Regions from separate parts of the Homo sapiens genome. Here region 2 is linked to region 1. Evidence: chromatin loops called from intact Hi-C (ENCODE). Cell type or tissue: PC-3. All regions are shown on one strand.

Region 1 (8,000 bases):
ATGTACCTTATATAATTCTCACTCTTTGAATTAAATGAGTTTTTTTTTCTTTTTTGTAGATGATTATACCATCTGGTGGTGGAAATGGTAAATGGGCATAGTTACTACTTTCTTCACAGAGTAGAATACAGAAGGTAGAAAGGAAACCCTACCTTGTTCTTCAGTTGTAACTTCTTGGATCTTTGAATCTGAGGACATATGGAGAGAAACGGCAAAGATCTTATCTTTTGGTTTTTGGTGATTTCTGTTTCATGATATAAGGTGGAATGTGCTGTGAGTAGCCTATGTAGGTTTATCTTAAACTAGTTTATTCTTCCTTGTGATCATCTATTTTTAATTGGTGTAGATTTGCTGGGTTTTTATCTTTTTTATTGTTAACAAATTTTTGTTCTAATTTTGGTGTGATATTTGTGCTGATTTGTTGGGGATTACCAACTAGAGGACAGTATGAATCAAAACGATCTGTTTTTTTAATGATTTTGGTCTTTTCGAAATTAGTATTAATATACTGTTTGATTAATCTTGAAATATATAGAAAAGCAAAGATAAATAAATTAACATCGCCCATAATGGAAACACCGTTAGATAACCAAAGTGCTAAAAGTTTTGGTCAATAGTGTTCCAATTTTTTTCTGTTAAGTTTTTAAAAAGTTGAGCATACATTAAGCTTTCCACTTCTTGTTTAAATCATTAAAGGAAGTTCACGTAAAGTAAAAATACTTACAACTTAGAAAGGGTGGATCTGAATCTTTATCTACTTTTCATAGGAAGGCAAAATTACTTCCCATAGCAAATCCTGAGCCATTCACAGGGAACAGTGAGCACATGGAAGGAAAGCAGGAACAGTGAGTAGGTGAAGGCACATAATCTATCTCTAATAGTCTGATCTGTTCCAGAGGAACAGAACCAATAGGACGGACACACACACAAACACACATACCTCATATATATATATATATATATATATATATATATATATATATATATATATATATATGTATCACACACACACGCACACACACACACACAATTTATTATAAGGCATAGGCTAAGAAGTCCCATGATATCTGCCATCTGCAAATTGGAGACCCAGGAGAGCTGGTAGTGTAGTTCCAGTCCAAATCCTGAGAACCAGAAGAATTGATGGCATAAGTCCCAGTCTGAGTATAGGAGAGGGTCAATGTTCAGCTCTAAAACAGTCAGAGACAGTGAATTCTCATTTATTCTTTTTTTTTGGTCTATTCAGCCTTTCAAAGGCTTGGATAACACCCGACCACATTGGGGAGGGGAATCTACTGATTCAAATGTTAATCTCATCTGGAAACATGCTCACAGACACAACCAGAATACTGTTTAAAATATCAGGGCATCTTGTGGCCCAGTTAAGTTGACACATGTAGTTAACTATCACAGTATCAAAATTAAAACTCAGTAATAAGGCTAAAGGCAAGCTGGTATATATACATAGAATATTGCGTAGAAGATGAAGTCAGGGATCATGCCTATCAGATTTCTATTGCTGATTACATAGTAAAGATGAATAAAATGCCTAATATGAATCAATTCCTGGTTATTCTCAACAAGTAAAGAAAATACTTTTTGGGAGAAATGTATTTTGAGCAATTTGAAGAAAGAATGCAGTAGCCTGCTGAAGGAGTGATCTGAATATACTTTGCATAATTATCTTGGAACACTGTAGAGATAAGAGGAGAAATGAATGGTCAAGAGTAGGTGCATAAGAGGCAAAAGGACTATTAGAATGCAGGTGGCAGGCAAAAAAATAAAATTTGGCTGGACTAACCGAAAGGCAAACATTTATAAGATGGGGACTCTTGAGGGCAGGGAAAAATATGCTGTAATTTAGAGAAGACTAAAACATTGTTACTTAAAAAATTTCCTATGAAGATGGATAGAATGATAAGAATTAATGTTGGATAGAAAAAAGGATTGTTGGGAGAGGTTACACTATTGCCCAAAGTTTACAATATTATACCACATCAATTTTGCACCAATGTTCTAGCCAAATGCTAAGGAAATACCCAGGAGAGAATCTACTACAGAACCAGTAAACAGCTGATTTCTGAAAAAACACATTATGAAGATATTTTATATTCATAGACATCACAAGTAGCCTCTGTGGTCGGGAGAGCGCTTTAAACAGTAATGTGAAACCACTTGGATCTGCGAATTGCTTACTTATCCAATTGCCTTTTTTGACCTATGCAGTGGCAGGGAATGAAGAGAAGTCAGTAATAATTGCATGATTGCAGACCTAGCTACCAAGACCCAAGTTTAAGTCCTTCCTATGCCCCTAATTTGCTGGCTGACTTTCGTCACATTAACTTCATATCTCTTTTAGCACAAATTTCCACAGAAATGAAACAAGAGATTTGAATTCTTAGATCTTACTGTTCCCTTTAAGTGTTGATGTTCTATAATTCTGCAATTCGAATTCCTGTCAATGCTAAGTGTTTGGTGATAATTTCAGCTTTTTAAATTTTAGTTTGAAATAAATAAATAAATAAATAAATAAACAAATAAATAAATAGTTTTACTTCCAGGTAGAAATATGTACAAACTATTCCTAAAATATTATAATGATGGACAATGTTTATTACTTATAATATGCTAGGCACTTTACATTAATTTTCTAATGCAAAGAGGCTTATACAGTACAGTGTAGAGTGAGACCTGTAAGGCTTGAAATCCCCTTCCACCACTTTTGGGAAGATGGTTTTAGCCAGGTGCTTCTGATACTTTAATATTTGTAGGAATCTGCTAATTTTATTAAAAAGCAGATTCCAATTTAGCAATCTGAGGTGGGCCTTAAGATTATGCATTTCTCACAAACTCCCAAGTGATGCAGATGCTTCTGGTCCTTGAACCACACTTCTGTGCCTCACTTTCCTCTCCTACAAAACAAGGATAACAATCGTATCTAGCTCTTACAGTTGCTCTAGGGATTAAGTGAATTATACAGTTGACCCTTGAACAACATGGGTTTGAACTGTGCGGGTCTAGTTATACCTGGATTGTTTTCAATAAGTACAGTTGGCCTTTCGTATCTATGGGTTCTGTATTCACAAATAACTTGTTCAAGGACAAATAATTAGTTATTAGTGCAGGGCTTTGACTTTCAATGGCATTTTTCATGATTTCCGCAGGAAGCAGCTCCACGAACTTTTTTGTTCATTATTTTTTTTTCTTTTTGGAAATGGCTCCCAAGTCCCAAATTTTTAACCACTATGCCCCACTGCCTAGCAAAAGAGTCACCACAAGTTTTACTTAATAATGTTTTTCTGTGTCCATTGATTGTCAGGAATTTCTTCCTGAGTGTTCAAAAGTGTGCTTCATGTGCCACTTTAGTGATGTCTTCAGGGCATACAGTGGTCCTCTGTCCTCTGCAGTTTCTATCTTCTTATGTTTTCTTCTATTTAAGACATTTCCTTCTTTATCCTTTCTCAGCATATAATCAGCATTTTGTATCCAAAAGTTCCACCTCCACAGTCAAAAAACTGTTGATAAAAATGAATAACATAACAATAAAAATAATACAAATTAAAAGCAATACAGTATTACAGTATTTACAGTATTACAATAAACAATACAGTATTTACATAGCATTTACATTGACTTCCTGCAAAGAGTGCATGTGCTATAAAATTTTCCATGAGTGGTGTTAGGCTGTGCTTTCTGCTTTCCTGTTGCCCTTTATAACCACTGAGTGTGTTGTGGTGGGGCCTCGTCAGGATTGACTGTCTGTCTCATGACTGACTGACTTCTTAGTGTGAGGAATAAACTTACAATCTAGGTATTCAACAAAATTTTATTAAAGTGAGTGATTTGTATACTTATTGTCTGGTGAGTACTCTCTGAATTCAAAAGCGTTTGAAAGGAATGGGATGACAGTCAATAAACCTAAGATGCTAATGGATATGTGAGTCAACCCTGGCTCAAATTTTTGCTCTTTTATTGAAAAAGCAATGACCCAAGTCATTTTTATAGGCACTAATGTTCTTTGTGTACCAGAAAATAAGTGAATTAATGTTTCCCATTCCTAAAAACATTAACTATTTACATTTCAAATTGAATTTGGGGTTGAAAAGCAAATAGAAAATATTGGATTAAAATATTAAGTTGTAAAAAACACAACTCTCAGAGGTTGTTCCCACAGATAATTTGATATGGTTAATTGTTTTTCATCTCTAGTACACCAGAACTATCGCTCCTTTAATCTAGAAAGTTGGTTTAATTAGTTTTGTTCTCCAGATTTTTACCTGAGTAGTTATCAATGGCTGGCAATTAATATATTATAGAAGTTTAGAAATTATATTTGGAGAGCAATAACTTAAAACGCATAATTTTAGGACTTATTTAAACTGGTTAGCAGAAGAGAAATCGGATCCCCCAAAATAGCAACACTGGGCAGGCTGTGCCAGTAAATTAAGGGGAAGTGATCAAATTTGAGAAGTGAGGACTCTTGCTATGAATCTTGGCATATGACTTTATTACGGGTTTCATTTTCTCATTAGTTATTAAAAAGCCATGTTAAGAATGAATGCTGTTATTTGAATCTTTGGACTGTAAGGGATGGATAGTTTTTCCTAGTTTCTGCTCCTGGCACAGGACAGTTGTATACACTTGCTTATTTATTCATGTATTCATCTATTCCATACGTATGTGTTGAGATAGTACTGTGAATCAGTCTTGCTGATGGATTGAATGTAGAGAGTCTGAGAAAGGGAAAACATCGAACACTAACCTTAGGTGTCTGGCTGGATTAATGGGTTAGAAATGGGGTAGTTGCTCACTTACTGAGAGACAAAGGAAGGAGACATTTTAGAGGCTGCAGAGTAGGAATCAAGAGTTGGGTTTGGAGCCTACTAAGAGGTGTCCTGTAAGTGACTGGACGTGCATATCTAATGTTTAAGTGAGTGATCAGGGTTGCTACTTCAGGAGTCATCATCATACAGACAGAGTATTAAGCTATTGGACTAGATTAGGGCACCTGGGGAATAGCTGCCCTAATCTTAACACAACTTTGTGTTAAGAAGAGAAGGAGCATCCTGCAAAGAGATTGGAAAGGGAGCAGCCTGCAACGTAGGCTGTAAAACAATAAGGTGCAACGCCCTCGGAACCAAGGGAAAAAATGTTTTAAGGATATGATTAACTCTACTCAGTACTGCTGAGGGTTGGAAAAGTGTGGGGACCAACCATTGATGACTGGAGCTGATGATGTGAGTGAGCTTAGTGAAATCTTGAATCAATATCCTGACTAGAAGTGTTGAGAATAGGAACCCAGCTATCACAGGCATCCTCTCTGAGGAGTTTTGCTACAAAGAAGAATAGAAAAATGGGCCAGGTGCTAGAAAGAAATCAAGCAGGGTATTTTAAATATGGGAGCAATTTGTATATCAATGTGAAAACTTGTGTTGCAATTAAGAGAGGGGATAATTGTAGGAGCAAAGTCTGAGTGAAGATAATGGGATGGAATCTAGATAATAAAAGGAGGGGTTGGCTTTAGATAGGAGCAGGGACAGTTCATCCATTGCAACAGGAGACAAGGTACAGATGTAGGTAGTTTGATAAACTTATAGTAGGTAGGATATGGGAATTATCTCCTAAATACTTCGATTGGATTAGGAAAATAAGAGGCAAATATTTCAGCTGAGAGTAAGAATAGAGCCAATGCAGAGGTTTAGGGACAGGAAAAAAAAAAAGATGTAAAAGAGGTGTCTGAAGAGTGGAAAAGCCAGAAGAATATAGAGAATTGCTGGGCAATATTAACGTTTTTGAAGCTTGAGGTCATATTTGAAAGAAGAGTCAGCATGGTTGTGTTTTTGTCTAGCCACATTTGGCTGCTCAGCTGCAGATATAGGGAGAGATTTAGGTTTTAGCAGGTTGGCGTTTTGTCAGACAGGTACAAAGGAAGCAAGCTAGTTGAGGATCTGTAGAAGGAGTGGTTAAATGATGGATCCTGGAATCTACATTTGGTAAGAAGAAAAGGAGGGATTGGAGAAAAGTAGGTGGTAGGATTAATAGACTGAATATCCCAGTAGGGCCCAAAGAGTTTTGGAGTAAGTATGTGGGAGAACATGACCTGGGAAGATTGGAAGTTAGAGATTAGAGAATGGCTTCAAATTGAGATTGCAGATCTCAATCAATAATAAGATCTAGGATATAGTCACTTACGTGGGTACTGGAGGTAGAGATGAAGACAAAGTCAACAAAAATGAGATAATCAAGAAACTGACATGCTATACTATTAAATGGATTAGTTATTTGAATATTACAATCACCAATACCTCATAGGAAAAGCGATGGAAAGAAAGACAATCCAGTGTTATAACTTTTCAGGGAATGAGAGGTTATTACTAGAAGTGTGAAGTGATGACAGCTGGTAAATATACTTTCGTAGTCATGACTTTAAAGGGAAATCTGAAGGCATAGTTGTATATTTTAGTCCAGCAAGTTTAATTTCTTAGGTAGAAACCCAGAATAGGTAGATTGGTGGGTACTACCTGGGTTGGAGCATTGCCAAGTAGATGTGCTGGTACAAAAATGGAGAGAGAGTGAAAGGTGTTTCCAAGGAAGTAATTCTAATTAAGGATGAGTGGACTTCAAACTAGGTAAGAAGATAAGACATAAGAAAAGTGTTCAAGAGGAAATGTTTGGTGTCAGTTACCTTTCAGTTGATTGGAAGTCTCCATAACTGAAAGTGGAGAATTTTGAGAGATTATGTACCGAGTAAATGAGCTCAAAGATTAGAACGTGGTGTTCAGAGAGGGGGAAGCTGGAGGCTGAGATTCTGAAGTTAGTACAGTTAATGGTGATGACAACAAGGAATAGGAGATTGAACTGGAATGGAAGAAACAACTTTTGGACATGAGAATGTAGAGGAACCAAGACACCAGAGAGTTGATGTCATTAAACGTTTTGCCAGGAGTGGGGGTAGAAAGGAAGTTATAGAACAGGTGACAAAGTCATCAATAAGTGATGAAGAGTGACCAAGTTTTGTAGATGCCAGTAGCAAGTAGAAAGAGTATGATGGCTTAAACTTCAAAGGATCTGGGCTTTTGAGCACAGGGAGAAGAAATGGTTTAGAAGGAGCAATGGGATCTAACTCCAGGCTTTGAGGTACCAAGGGGAAGGAGAAGAAATCTTCCCTCAGTAAGACTGCAAGAGAAGCTGTGCCACTAGTGGGGAGCCAGGTGAAGGGAGTGCTCAAAGATGGGTTGTATTCTTTTTCCGGGGAGGTATAACAAAGTATTACAAACTGGGTGGCTTAAAACAACAGAAATTTATTGTCTTCCAGTTCTGAAGGCCAAAAGTCCAAAGTCAAGATGCCAGCAGGGCTGTGCTTCCCTGAGGTCTGTTCCAGGCCTTTCTCCTAACTTCTGGTAGTTCCTTGGCTTGCCACAGCATAACTCCAATCTTCATTTGGTGTTTTTGTGTGTATGTGTGTGTGTGTCTTTGTCCAAACTTGCCTGTTTGAGAAGGACACTAGTTCTATTGGATCAGAGGGCCATCCTACTGCAGTATGACCTTATCCTAACTAATTACATCTGCAACAGCCCTATTTCTCAATAAGGTCACACTCTAAAGTACTGAGGGTTACGATGTCAACATATGAACGGAGAGAGGGATGCAGTTCAACTCATAACAAGAGTGTTTGCTGATGGCAGACAAGAGGAAACACTGGAGGGGTTTGGGAGGTACAGGATGATTAAGAAAGTGGGTCAGAGTAGGAAATGTACAGAGTACTAGGGATGGAGCTCAGGTTTCTGGTTAATAGACAACAGGGATGTCAGGTCTGGTGGCTTTACATTTGATAGCCAGACAGGGGGATATGGGGACACTAGACAGACATTCTCTCCTGCAGCTCTCAGCAGGATGGTGGCCAAGGGGAAAGTAAAAGAGCCTCAGTGTGCTGGTCTCAGGAACAAAAGGAAATCTGAGGACTTCTTTTCTCTAGTTCTGAGGTGGTGTAGTGGCTTTGG
Region 2 (8,000 bases), 330 kb after region 1:
TCTGAAAATTGTAGGCTCCTTAAGAATTATGCTAAATCTTCTTTTCCTATGCACTGTAAATGAAATCACGAAACCCAGATGGCAGCACATCTGATTATAGCTTGATCTGTTGAATATTTTAAGCCCACTGTTGAGACCTACTGCTCAGTAAAAAAAGATTCATTTTCAAATATCACTGCTCATTGACAATGCATCTGGTCATCCAAGAGCTCTGATGGAGATGGACATGAAAATTAATGTTGTTTTTGTGCCTGCCAATTCTCATGGATCAAGGGGTAATTTCAACTTTCAAGTCTTATTATTTAAGAAATACTTTTTGTAAGGCTGTAGCTATCATAGAAAGTGGTTTCTCTGATGGATCTGGGCAAAGTAAATTGAAAACCTTCTGTGAAGGATTCACCATTCTAGATGCCATTAAGAACATTCATGATTAATGGGAGGAGGTCAAAATGTCAACATTAACAGGAGTTTGGAAGAAGTTGATTCTAACCCTCATAGATGACTTTGAAGGGTTCAAGACTTCCGTGGAGGAAGTAATTGCAGATGTGGTGGAAATTACAAGAGAATTATAAGTGGGGTCTGCAGATGTGACCAAATTGCTACAATCTCATGATAAAACTTGAACAGATAAGGAGTTGTTTCTTATGGATGAATAAATAAAGTGGTTTCTTGAGATGGAATCTACTTCTTGTGAAGATCTTATGAACATTGTTGAAAGGACATCAAAAAATTAGTTGATCAAGCAGTGGCAGGATTTGAGAAGATTAACTCCAGTTTTGAAACAGTAGGTGAAATGCTGCTATCAGATAGCATCACATGCTACAAAAAATCTTTCATGAAAGGAAGGATCAATAGATGCAGTGAAGTTCACTGTTGTCTTATTTTAAGAAATTGCCACAACCACCCAAACTTTTAGCTACCATCACCCTGATCCATCAGCAGCCATCAATATCGTGGCAAGTCCCTATACCTGCAAAAAGATGACAACTTACTGAAGGCTTATATAATTGTTAGCATTTTTTGGAAATAAAGTATTTTTAATTAAGATATGTGAATTTTTAGACATAGTCTTATTACACATTTATTAGACAATAGTGTAAGTATAATTTTTATATGCACTACAAAACCAAAAAAAAAAGTGTGGCTCACTTTATTCACTTTATTGTGGTGGTCTGGAACCAAATCTACAGTATCTCCAAGGTACACCTGTACTATGAATCACTTATAATTTATAATTATATGGAATTGGTCATTTCTCCTCTGTACTGCTTATGTTGAGATTATGAGATGATAATCTTATCTGCACTTTTCTTCTGAGGGGAGAATAAAAACTTGTACAGCATGAGCACACATGTACTATCCAAATAAGGATAGTTGATATTGAAATTGATTCCATGTGTAAGTGTGCGTCATGACTAAAACTGTAACTGTATTAAGGGCACAATATGCATCTGCTACAGAAAATTAGGAATATTATACTTAAGTAGATATAGTAAATTTTAGGAATTTACACTTGAGTAGAAAATTCTTTTTGTGGGATTTTTTATTAAGATAATCATCATTACATAGCTTCTAATGTATTAGAAAAATAATAAATTATTTATGGAAATGATTTGCTAACATTATTTCAGAGCTTAGTATACACTAAAATTAATTATAGAGTTGACAAACACCAGAAATCAAAGACTTTGAGAATGCTGATAAAAACCAAACCAAAGCAATTCAAACAAACCAAAGTGTATAAATCCACCTAAATATTGAGGTTACTCCCCTTTTATGAGGTAATAGAACAATGAATTAAGATATTACAACATCTCATACTGATTGTTTTTGGTATATGTACACAAACAAATTGTTGGAGTGTCCAAATCATCAGTTTCTGTGGAGTAAATGAGGGTACAGGGAGGAACTCAGTTTTATTTTAAGAATGAATAGATCATCAGGGCTATGGCTATCCAGATTGTATGACTAGAAGAACTGGGTGGTAACTAAGTTGAGGAAGACATTAAATAAAATTCCATGACTTAACATGGAAGCTGAGGGAAAGTCAGGAAAACAAACTTCGTATCAAGAAATTGCAGAAGACTGGAAGTAGTGATGATGAGGTAAAAGTGAAAAGCAACAAGGTAAAAAGCAAAAGACCAAGGCACATATATGTAATTATTAAAAGATTAGATATCAGGCAAGGGTTGAGTCTTTACTGCCAGCATTGTTAGAGTTGGCTATATGGTATCCTATGAAGGTAAGTCTTTTGTTCCATGTGTGGTAACTGTTCAGAGTCTGATTTTTCTCTTTCATACCATAGCTGAATATGATGGAATATCTGTTTCTATGAATAGAATGTAGTGTCTTGGGTGAGAATCTTAATATCAAGGTGACTTAAGGGCCCCAGGTCTTGCTAGTAAATGAGTAACTTCATGTCTATGATATTAGATAGTATGATGATTGGATATCAAGGCTGGCTTTGTACATATACACAATCACACATGTATATATGATGATGTAGTTTGTGAACAGTCTTGAGAAGATGAACGGCAATTGAAGAGATGAGTTACAGCATAGTAGACAGATACGAGGTTTTGGTGCCAACAGTAGGCAAGTGATGAGTGAGAAAAACTGACAAAGAATTAGAGTAAGATAATGTCAGAATTAGGTCATATTGAGAAAAAATAAGATAGGGCATGATTATGAATCAGAGAACATATTGATATGCTTGCTTTTCTAGAGTATAGAAATCAGCAGTTAAGAAATGAGAAGGAAACATTCCATATTGTCAAAGTTGCTTGATATTTTTAATTTTGAGGAATTCTGAAGAGAGCATTTATAATTCTGAGTTTACAAACCGATGAGAATAATGTATCTCATTAGATATTTATTTGAAGCATGTATTGTTGAAAATAAATTTGTTATTTAATATACTTTATATGTTTAGATGAATTCTGGGTCAAGTCTTGAGAGAAAAATATCATGCCTTGGGACACTACCATGCAAGCAGGAAAGAGAGACATTTTAGAAGTCTTCAGGAGGTAAGAAATAGTAGGAGCTTCTTGAATTTTGGAAATCAGGACACAAAATAGAGGATACCCCTCTGCAGCAGAATTTTAATTCAACATCATTAATATTTTTCACACTCAAGACTTTTTTTCCCAATCAAGACTACCTTGACTTTTGTTCTACCTTGTAAATGTTTTTAGTCTATGGTTGACTCCACCCTAATGTAGCAGGACGAGCTGCTGACAAAACTCCTCAGACACCGAGTTAAAGAAGGAAGGGGTTTATTCGGCCAGGAGCATCGGCAAGACTCCTGTCTCAAGAGCCGAGCTCCCCCAGTGAGCAATTCCTGTCCCTTTTAAGGGCTCACAACTCTAAGGGGGTCCACATGAGAGGGTCGTGATCGATTGAGCAAGCAGGTGGTACGTGACAGGGGCTGCATGCACCAGTGGTCAGAGTGAAGCAGAACAGACTGGGAAGTTTCACAATGTCTTTCTATACAATGTCTGGAATCTATAGATAACATCAGTTGCTAGGTCAGGGGTCGAATTTTAACTACCAGGCTTAGGTCAGGCAGGCCCAGGCCTAGTTTCTGGTCTGGTTCCTTGGTTTCAGGTCTGGATCCTAGGCGCCGGGCTACTTGCCTTTAGTGTCGTTTCTCTTTCCTTTTCTCAGTATAAAACAATATAAAACAATTTGAGAGGGTCTGTCTCTCTTCTCTCACTAATATGGAATAAACTTTCTAAAACACTTCCTGATTACCATTCTTTAATTGTTCCTCAAAGCCTTCCTTCAAACTGCCTGGCACATAAGAGCTCTCACAATATAGCCCTTGATTACTCCAACAATTCAACCATTATTAATTCCACAAGTCTTTGCTGTGCTTTCTTTACACACTTTGAACATCTTCTTCATGTATCTGGAGCAATTTGCTAATATGTCCTTTTTTTGCTACCTTCCAAAATTTCTTTCCTAGGTTACTTTTCAAGGAGAGCTTCCTTGACCTCTCCCTTTGCCCTCAGTTGGAACAAATCAGCACCCATTTCACTGTGTCGTCAGTGTCTTGCTTATGTGGCTCCTTGACTTTGATACAGATTCCTTAAGGACAAGAACTCTGCCTCATTTATCTTTGTATTTCTATTACTTGGCACAGTAACTGGCACTACAGGCCACCCAATAAAAACTTATCAAATAAACAAATAGATTATGACCTGGCAAGAACCTATTTTGACCAACAGACAGGGCCTTCTAAAGCCTACATGTTTTGAGTTAGGAAAATCCTTAACAACCACTTTCCCTTTCCCAGAATTTGAATTAAGCCTCTATTGGAGGACTAAGGGAAGGACTGGGAGTTAAATATTACACTTCCTGCTTCTACCTTTAAAGGTCCCACATCCAAATCTCACAATGCAATCTCTCTTCTCTAAGCTATTTTTGAAGGCATTGAGTACTTTATTCTTATAGAGGTGATAGGTTGTAATGACTCATCCCAGTTCTTTCCTCCTGGTCATATTTGTAAACAGTAGTAATTTGCCTCCATTACATGGAATTCCATTCTGACAAGCACCTGGGTGAAGACTACATCTACAAGATGCCTGGTCAGATTAGGCATTCATCTTAGGACTTTAGAATGGAAATTCTCTGGCAAGCTATTGAAATGGTGTAAATCTCATACACATACCAATGTCTTTATTTGCAGTTAGTCTTGTCAATTTTGGTTCTTTAGTCCACATCAACAGGTATTAAATAAAGACCACAAAAGTGTGAAGGAAAATCACAGCAAAATAAAATTCTATTATAAGGAGTCTTAATTATTTTGCTTCATTTTACATTTTGAGGATGCTGATATTGAAGGCTAATCTGTCTTTACCCTTATTGTGATCCTTTGATTATTTTTTGACCCATTTGTTATTATCTCATTATTTAGAAACTCATTTTACATAATACCCATGGAGTATTAGTTACCCCACACTCTTCAGAATTCATTTATAGCATTTATAGCAGATGAAAAAAAGTTGCAAAAAATGAAGTAAGGTAACTGTTTTTTTATCATATTGATTGCTTATAAAAGTTAGTCAATGAAAAAATGAGCATTTCTTAGAAGAAATAAATAGATCAAGAAATATAATCAACTAAGAATTATCTTTTTTTCCCTGTCCAGTTAAGGGGAATCTGCTATTTTTTCATAGTCCAGTCTCTATTAGTAAATCAAGAGGCTTAGTCATGAAGCGATGAGACTTTCCTCTATTACATCCTGTTGAATTATTAGTCACCATTCCCTGAGTCAATTACATTCTTTATTTCTCCTGACATGGATCACCTACAAGTGTTGGTGAAGAAGAACTCGTACTTTCAATCAGTTATTTTGTTGGTTTTATAGAGATATCCAATTACTGAGTTTTTATTTTATAGCATATTGTAAAAAGGATATGTAAAAGATAAAGTTGTTATCCTATAAAGATAATTTTCTCTCTTTTAGTCTATTCTTTTTTAAAAAAATCAGATTTTATTTTAGATTCAGGGGTACATGTGCAGGTTTGGTACATGTGTAGCATATTGCATGACGCTGAGGTTTGGGGTATGATTGATTCTGTCACCCAGGTAGTGAGCATAGTACCCAATAGGTAGGGTACTGTGGTAGTTTTTCAACCCCTACTCACCTTCCTCTCTTCCCTCTCTATTAGTCTCCAGTGTCTATCATTCCCATCTTTAGTCCCTGCGTGCTCAATGTTTAGTTCCCACTTATAAGTGAAAACATGTGGAAACTGGTTATCTGTTTCTGCAGTAATTCACTTAGGATAATGGCCCCCACATGCATCTGCGTTGTTACAAAAGACATGATTTTGTTCTTTTTTATAGCTGTGTAGTGTTCCATGGTGTATATGCACCACATGTTTTAAATCCAATATACCATTAATGGGCACCTAGGTTGATTCCATGTCTTTGCTATTGTGAATAGTGCTGTGATGAACGAGTACATGTGTAATTTTGGAACAATAATTTATTTTCTTTTGGGCATATACTCAGAAAAAGAATTGCTCAGTCAAATTGTAGTTCTACTTTTAGTTCTTTGAGAAACCTCCAAACTGCTTTTCACAGTGGGTGAACTCATTTACATTCCCACCAACAGTGTATAGGCATTCCCTTTTCTCCACAACCTCAACAACTTCTGTTATTTTTTGACTTTTTAACAAAAGCCATTTTGACTAGTGTGAGATAGATAGTATCTCATGGTTTTGATTTGCATTTCTCTGATGATTAGTGATATGGCGTATTTTTTTTCATATGATTGTTGGCCACTTCTGTGTCTTCTTTTGGGAAGTGTTTGTTCATGTTCTTTGCCATTTTTTTAATTGTCTGTTATACACCAATAACAGACAATTATTTGTTTTGTCTTTGTTGAGTTATTTATGCTCCCTACAGATTCTGGATATATTAGACTTTTGTCAGATGCATAGTTTGTGAATATTTTCTCCTGTTCTATAAGTGGTCTGTTCACTGTGTTGACAGTTTCTCTTTCTATGCAGAAGTTCATTAGTTTAATTACGTGCTACTCGTCAATTTTTGTTTTTGTTGGAATTGCTTTTTGGGACTTAGTCATAAATTCTTTGCCAAAGCAGATGTCTAGAAGAGTATTTCTTAGGCATTCTTCTAGGACTTTTACAGTGTGAGGTCATACGGTTAAGTCTTTAATCCACCTTAAGTTAATTTTTATGTGTGGTGGTTGGTAGGGGTCCAGGTTCATTCTTTTGCATATGGCTAGCTAGTTATCCCAGCATCATGTAGTGAATAGGGAGTCCTTTTACCATTGCTTATTTTTGTTTACTTTGTCAAAGGTCAGCTAGTTGTAGGTGTATGGCTTTATTTCTGGGTTTTCTATTCTTTTCCATCAGTCTATGTGTCTGTTTTTGTACCAGTACCATGCTGTTTTGGTTATGGTAACTTTGTAGTATAGTTTGAAGTTGGGTAATGTGCTGCCTCCTCAACTTTGTTCTTTTTGCTTGGGATTGCTTTGGCTATTTGGGCTCTTTTTTTGGTTGTTCCATATGAATTTTGGAACAGATTTTTTTTTTTCTAATTCTGTGAGAAATGATGTTGGTAGTTTGAGAGGAATAGCAGTGAATCTGCAAATAGCTTTGGGCAGTCAGGCTATTTTAATGATGTTGATTCTTCCAATCCATGACCATGAACTGTTTTTCCATCTGTGCCTTCTCTGATTTCTTTGAGCAGTGTTTTATAGGTCTCCCTGTAGAGATCTTTCGCCTCCTTGGTTAGATGTATTTGTAGGTTGTGTGTGTGTGTGTGTGTGTGTGTGTGTGTGTGTCTGTGTCTGTGTGTCTATTGTAAATGGGGCTGTGTTCTTGATTTGGTTCTTGGCTTTAGTGTATTGCTGTATAGAAATGCTACTGATTTTTGCACATTGATTTTGTATCCTGAAACTTTATGAAAGTTATTTACTGTTCTAGCAGCCTTTTGATGGAGCCTTCACAGTTTTCCAAGTATAGAACCATCTTGTCATGGAAGAGAGATAACTTCTTTTTTCCCCAATTTGGAGGTATTTTCTTTCTTTCTCTTGCCTGATTGCTCTTTCCAGGACTTTCAGCACTATATTAAATAGGAGGGGCGAGAGTCTGTATACTTGTCTTGTTCTGGTTCTTAAGGGGAATGCTTTCAGCTTCTGCCCATTGAGTATGATGTTAGCTGTGGGTTTGTAATAGATGTCTCTTACTGTTTCGAGTTACGTTTCTTCAATGCCTAGTTTGTTGAGAGCTTTTATCATGAAAGAATGTTGGATTTTATCAAGCACTTTTTCTGTATCTATTTAGATGATTATGTGTTTTTTGTTTTCAATTCTCTTTATGTGGTAAATCACGTTTGTTGATTTGTGCATATTGAACCAAGCTTGCATCCCAGGAATAAAGCCTACTTGACTGTGGTGAATTAAGTTTTTCACGTGCTGCTGTATTCAGTTTACTAGTATTTTGTTGAGAATTTTTGTGTCTATATTC

The links. A loop is a pair of places that touch in the nucleus more often than their neighbours do. Peaks named below come from ENCODE experiments on the same cell type or tissue, not always from the same donor. Only the 100,000 strongest peaks of a DNase experiment are listed, where the experiment ranks them.
Region 2: a loop joins it to region 1, with 8 times the contacts of the local background. A loop is called at or near these places in 2 of 110 quality-filtered maps.

Annotation. Positions count from the first base shown.
Region 1 is chr5:40,499,386-40,507,385 of GRCh38, reverse strand. No RefSeq gene overlaps it. Among named protein-coding and RNA genes, the nearest start is that of PTGER4, 180 kb to the left of the region's middle. In PC-3, a CTCF peak has its summit at 88 (motif pointing left); a DNase peak (open chromatin) is centred at 3,805; H3K27ac peaks cover 1,885 bases.
Region 2 is chr5:40,169,410-40,177,409 of GRCh38, reverse strand. No RefSeq gene overlaps it. Among named protein-coding and RNA genes, the nearest start is that of LINC00604, 67 kb to the left of the region's middle. In PC-3, no CTCF peak of the experiment used is centred here; DNase peaks (open chromatin) are centred at 4,479 and 5,249; H3K27ac peaks cover 2,410 bases.